Linked DNA regions of Mus musculus: region 2 is linked to region 1. Evidence: chromatin loops called from intact Hi-C (ENCODE). Cell type or tissue: gastrocnemius. All regions are shown on one strand. Links, peaks and the distances in the headings refer to the core of each region. The heading gives the core; the rest is flanking DNA.

The links. Hi-C counts contacts between places; a loop is a spot of excess contacts. Peaks named below come from ENCODE experiments on the same cell type or tissue, not always from the same donor. Only the 100,000 strongest peaks of a DNase experiment are listed, where the experiment ranks them.
Region 2: a loop joins it to region 1, with 2.2 times the contacts of the local background. A loop is called at or near these places in 11 of 42 quality-filtered maps.

Annotation. Positions count from the first base shown.
Region 1 is chr6:115,537,578-115,540,484 of GRCm38, forward strand. It overlaps Gm36355 (a long non-coding RNA gene), which reads right to left. Exons shown (of 7, transcript XR_869382.3): 3 at 1,470-1,607; 4 at 964-1,038. Among named protein-coding and RNA genes, the nearest start is that of Gm36355, 5.6 kb to the right of the region's middle. In gastrocnemius, for the core only: a CTCF peak has its summit at 1,516 (motif pointing left); a DNase peak (open chromatin) is centred at 1,510; H3K4me3 peaks cover 285 bases; H3K27ac peaks cover 390 bases.
Region 2 is chr6:115,359,408-115,362,314 of GRCm38, forward strand. It overlaps a transcript of Pparg not described here. Among named protein-coding and RNA genes, the nearest start is that of Pparg, 1.5 kb to the right of the region's middle. In gastrocnemius, for the core only: a CTCF peak has its summit at 1,429; DNase peaks (open chromatin) are centred at 1,500, 1,707, 2,416 and 2,630; H3K4me3 peaks cover 1,542 bases; H3K27ac peaks cover 1,465 bases.

The sequences.
Region 1 (2,907 bases), core at 170-2,669:
TAGATGACTGGGCATTGGTATATGAACATATCTACATGTACATCCAATACGTGATACATTGTGTTTTAATTTTCATAAGGTTATATATTATCCTGTATCTTTATCATGTGTTTAAAATTTGCCTATCAATACGCTGACGGAGAAACGTGTTAGTAAGTTAGTTTGTTCACCTTTACAGCCTACTGCCATGCAGTATTCTACTCTAAGGATGCTGTACAGTGTGTGTCTATGGCGCATTTTATGACTGTGCCATCCATATAGGGAGAAACAGTTAGGCTCTTTCTCTCAAAACATACACAAACATGCACACACGAATGCACAGGCACACACATGCACACTCAACTACATGCCACATTTTGATTTATACGAGAAGTCTGGCTGGAGGGGGGATCCGCATGTAAGGGTGCTTTCTGCTCTGCCTTGGAACCTGAGTCCTATTCCCAGCACCTCCACCAGTGGCTCAACTGCCTGTCACCCCAGCTCCAGGGGATCCAACAACCCATTCTGGCTTCGCCAAGCAGTTTGACCCATGCATACATATATACATACATATATACATAAAATATTTTTCTTTAAAAAGGCATTTGGGCTGAGAGACAGCTCAGTGATTAAGAGCGCTCACTGTTCCGTCCTGCAGAGTCCCAGTCCCAGTCCCCACGTCGGGCAGCTCACAGTCATCAGCCTGTAACCCCAGCTCCAGGGGGATCCCACCTCTGGCCTGGTTGGGCACCCGCACTCTTGTGCACAAACCGATACACAAGACACATATGCAGACACGGTTTTAAAAAGAAGATCTTTGTATGTCTACGAGTAGTACACACAAGTTTCTCTAAGAAATTAGCCCCACAATAGGATGTGTTAGGCTGTTAAAGGAAGGCAGAGAGAGGTGGGCATAATAAACCTGAGATCCAGCATCGCCTCGAGCAAGTGTCAGCTCTGTGTGACCTTGGACAAGTCACTTACCTGTTTGCATCTAGTGAAGCCAGTGTTCTGATCTCTAACTTGGAGGATCTTGAAAAGGATCAAGCTCCTGTCCCTCTAAAAAAAAGGAGTGGAAATGGGCCAGGTGACTTCTTCAATAATACTATGGTGATCTGGGTTGTTTTAGTTGGGTTTTTATTTTTTTCTGACAACCACAATAGCCTAAAGGCAGCAGCTGGATACCATGCAAAGGCCCAGCAAACCTCGAGGGCTCGCTGCTCGCCCCTCACCACGTGGCCCCAAGTTAATGCGGAACCCTTGTTTATAGGTGAAACAGGAGTGGCCCCCACCCCGGAAAAGTGGTCGAGTGGTCATAGGGCGTCTAGCAACACGGGCCTCTCCTTTTCTGTGGTTCAACAGATTCTCCCTCAAAACTGAGGAAGGCTTGTTCTGCCAGCAGGATGAAGCTGGATCGCATCCTGGGTCGGGTAGATTTGGTGTTTCCGCAGCTCTAGTTGAAGATGGTGCCCATCAGCACAAGGCTTCACCTGGAGTGGTTGAAATTTGCTGAAATGCCGCCATCTCGTGGTTGAGATGCAACACTGCAGGGTCCGGCCTCTCAGGAAAACAATGGTGCGACAGGGTCTGCCCAGCCCTGCTCAGAAATGCGGCCGGCTCCCCATTGTCTGCGGGGTAAAGTCCGAAAGCCAAGCCTGGAATTCAAGCTCCTCCACAATCCGCCCCACCTTGCCTATCCGGCCTTATCTCGACTCCGACCTCCTGCCCCGGCCAGGTCCAGCTCCTCCCTGAACCTCCAAGCTGAGTCCAGCCTCTCACTGTGGCCAGCCCTGTGCTCCAGACAACCATCAGGCCCCCAGCTTCTAAGCCAGCTCTTCTAGGAAGCCTTCCTAGTCCATCAAGGGCCCCACCGCCATCACCTGCCCTCCCACCAACTCTTAACAGAGTCGTGGTTTTTTTTTTTTTTTTTGGTTTTTTTTTTTTTCCAACACTGCATGCTTGTTGTTTGGGTGTTTGAGCTAAGCCCTAGAGTCCCATGAGGCCGTTGAGGCTGGGAGTCCATGGAGCCTGCTCTGGTCCCAGCTACCCGAAACAGAGACAGAGGTGATAGCACCCAACTCACAGGCGTGCTATGACAACCACACAATGGCCATAGTAGAGGTGAGCAGGATGGCTAGATAAAACACAGGGCATCATCTAGTTGACCTCGAACTTCAGCCTTGAAAACTGTCGAATCTATACACCAAATTTCATGCCTATAATCCCAATACTTGGGAGATGAAGATCCGAGTTCAAGGTTATTCTGTGCTACATGCAGAGTTTGAAGCCAGCAACATCAGACGGTTTCTGAATGGGAAGAAAGGAAGAAACTGAAGGAAGGGAGAGAGAGAGAGGCAGGGAGGGAGGAAGACAAGGTTATAACTGCTCCTAAGTATGGTGGAGGAGTAAGTTTATTATAGATATAAGGGAGAGATAGCCAGAGGCAGAGACATCTGGGAGAGTCCAAAGTGGTCATGACCTGAACCATATGGGGAGAGGGGGGAGGGAAAAGGAGAGACAGGAACCAAGTACAACAGCCAGGAGGCCAAAGGCCCAAAAGGAGAGGCAGGTAACCAAAATATCTGGGTTACATAGGGAAGAGTCTCTGGGAAAAGGGCAGCCCTAGCCCAGCCCCTGGGCTGGAGAGTTCAGGGTAGAGGGCAGGGGCATAGCAGCCATATCCTGTAACAGGTAGGGACTAAGGGATGCTGGAAGAACCTGGTGGCCAGGTCTACTTTGATATGTTAAATAGGCACCTCAGCCTATTGTCCCAAATTTGAAACTTAACAGTTAACAGTTTCAAACCCCTTCCCCTTCCCCCACCCTCACCCCCAACAAAAAGTACGTGGGAGGGGGGGGCAACTTTTTAAAAAAATATATTTTAAAAAATTATGTGTTGGTTCTGTTCATGACTCACATTAAGATTCG
Region 2 (2,907 bases), core at 277-2,776, 180 kb before region 1:
CACAAAACAAAAACCAAACAAAAGTAGATTGAAACTCCTGGGTGAGCAAGAAGTTGGCTACTTACTTACTACATACTTCATACATACATACTTCTCACTGAGTGTGGGATGCTGACCCAAGTCAACATGGCCACTTAATGACAGGCATGGAAATGGAGTCTTTGCATGGTTAGTAACATGGCCTTTAGAGTCCCTATATGAACCTGACCTGTGTCTTATTATTTGAGGACTTAAGAGTGGAAGGATGCTGGGCAGTGGTGGCACATGCCTTTAATCCCAGCCCTTGGGAGGCAGAGGCAGGAGGATTTCTGAGTTTGAGGCCAGCCTGGTCTACAAAGTGAGTTCCAGGACAGCCAGGGCTACACAGAGAAACTGTGTCTCAAAAAACCAAAACCAAAAAAAAAAAAAAAATGTGGAAGGACATGAATCTGTTGATTCAAGCTCTGAACTTTCTTTATAATGTCATACTCACAAATGTCTGGTGAGGATGGTTTGTACCAGAAGAATAAAGAATTCCCTACCTCCCAACAGATAAGGATGCTAAGAGTGGAGAAGCATCTTGAGCAAGAAGCATAATTATAAATTTCCAGAGGCCAGTGCCTCCTAAAGGAGAGCAAAACATAGAGCAAGGTCTTCATCATTACGATTGGAAAAGGATAAAAGAACGGCCTTTGGTGTCCTGGACACTGCAAGCTTTCTGAATGTGAATCTTTAGGACAGATCATGACTGTGAGAGCTGAAAGAGTGCAAGAAAAGGAACTGTCTATCATGTGGGCTTCAGGCTCCCGAGGCAAGAAGCTCCAATAGTCTAACTTAAAAACAAGAGATTCTCAGGCCCTCTCCACCCTATGTGTAAGGTCTCCTATGTAAGAAATGGTGCTAAAGAATTTTAAAAAGCCAGTGAACAAGGTTAACAAATAGTTTGAAGGCAGGAGAGATTGCTCAGCGGTTAGGAACACTTTGTGTTCTTCCAGAGGACCCTTGTTCGGTTCCCAGCACCAACCACCTGTAACTCCAGCTCCAGGGGAGCCCACACCTCTCCCTCCGTTCACGTGCATACACACACAATTGTTTTTTAAAAGGAAATTAAATGATTAGCACTAAAGTCTGTTGATTAAGGCATTCGCCTTCATAACATTCTGAGATTAAAAATAAAAATAAAACTGAGATTAAAAATAAAAAGAAAAAAAGAAAAAAGGGAGATCCTAAATTCACTTAATTCATATAAATATATATATGGGTGTGTATCTATTATATATCATATATCATATATATGATATATAAATATATGTTATGTATGATATATAAATATATATGGTATATATATAGAGAGAGAGATGAAAAGCACATCTAGGAAAAAAACAAACTTCTCCATGACAGACATGGACATGGACATCGGTCTGAGGGACACGGGACCTTCCTGGGTCGCCTCCCAGCGGCTGTGAGGAGCAAGGCGGCCAGGTAACCAGCGCACGGCGCCGGGCGCGGGAGGGCCACGCGGGCCTCGTGGGCGCCGGCCTCCGGGTGCGGGCGCGGGGCCTCCGGCCTCACCCTGGGCACCGCCCCCGGTCCGGCCGGGTGGCTCGGCTCGGCTCCTCCGGTCCGCGGCCGGCCAGGCGGGGCCCGTCGCACTCAGAGCGGCAGCCGCCTGGGGCGCTCGGGTCGGGTCGGCCTCACCGACGCACAGCACCCGCCAAGCCGCCGCCTCAGGTCAGAGTCGCCCCGGGCCACGCGGCCCGCCGGAGGGACGCGGAAGAAGAGACCTGGGGCGCTGCGCTGGGGTATTGGGTCGCGCGCAGCCTGAGGGGACCGAGTGTGACGACAAGGTGACCGGGCTGAGGGGACGGGCTGAGGAGAAGTCACACTCTGACAGGAGCCTGTGAGACCAACAGCCTGACGGGGTCTCGGTTGAGGGGACGCGGGCTGAGAAGTCACGTTCTGACAGGACTGTGTGACAGACAAGGTGAGGGGGGGTCTCGGCTTGTGGGGTCTGGATCTGACTGGCTAGGTGACTGGGTCTCCGCTGAGGGGACTCGGGATGAGAAGTCACATTCTGACAGGGCTGCGTAACTGACAGCCTAACCCTGTCTCGACTAGAGGGGATACGGGCTGGAAAGCCACACTCCGACAGGACGGAGAGTGACCAAGTGACAGAATCTTGACTCAAGGGACCCCGGCTGAGGAGAAGGCAAACTCTTGACAGGACCGAATGTGACAGACAAGGTGACAGAGTCTGGGTCTGAGGGGATCGCGCGGGCTGAGGAGAAGTCACACAAGAGAAGAGCGAGAGAGTGATAGCGGGGCGGGGTCGCGGACTCAGGGACAGAGTGAGGGGTCTCGGCTGAGGACCGGTCACCCTCCTGGAGAGCCGAGTGTGACTGACAGGGTGACTGTCCTCGTGAGGGGCACCGGCACGGTGCGGAGGGCCACAGTGCTTCCCTGAGAGGGTGCGCAGGCAGGCATGTGTGTGAGCGCGGAACAGGGTTGCCCCTGTTCCAGACCCTGACAGGAAAGCCAGGTCTCCAGAACTACCGCGTTGGGGACCGCATTGTGCGGATCCTGGTGACAGATTTAGAGAGGGGCTCGCCAGCAGCCACCGGTCGCCCTGAGGCTCTAGGGGTCGGAGGGTGGGGAGGAGGATGCGCCCGTGATCACGGAGGCGATTTGGCCCACGGCCCCCTGCCCGGGGCTCACCAGGTGTGAGGAAAGCGGGGTCACTGTCGCCAAGGCCCCGCCCCGCCAGTGCCCCTCTTCAATCTAAGCAGGGGGCGAGCACAGGGCCCGGCTCACGGGAGTAGGCAGCCCTCGTGCTGGGGGCGGAAGGTGGGTGTGTGGCTCCCGGTGCTTTATGGCTTGGGATTGGGGAGGAGCCTAAGGTGAGGAGGCAGAAACTGGGAGTAGCCTGGG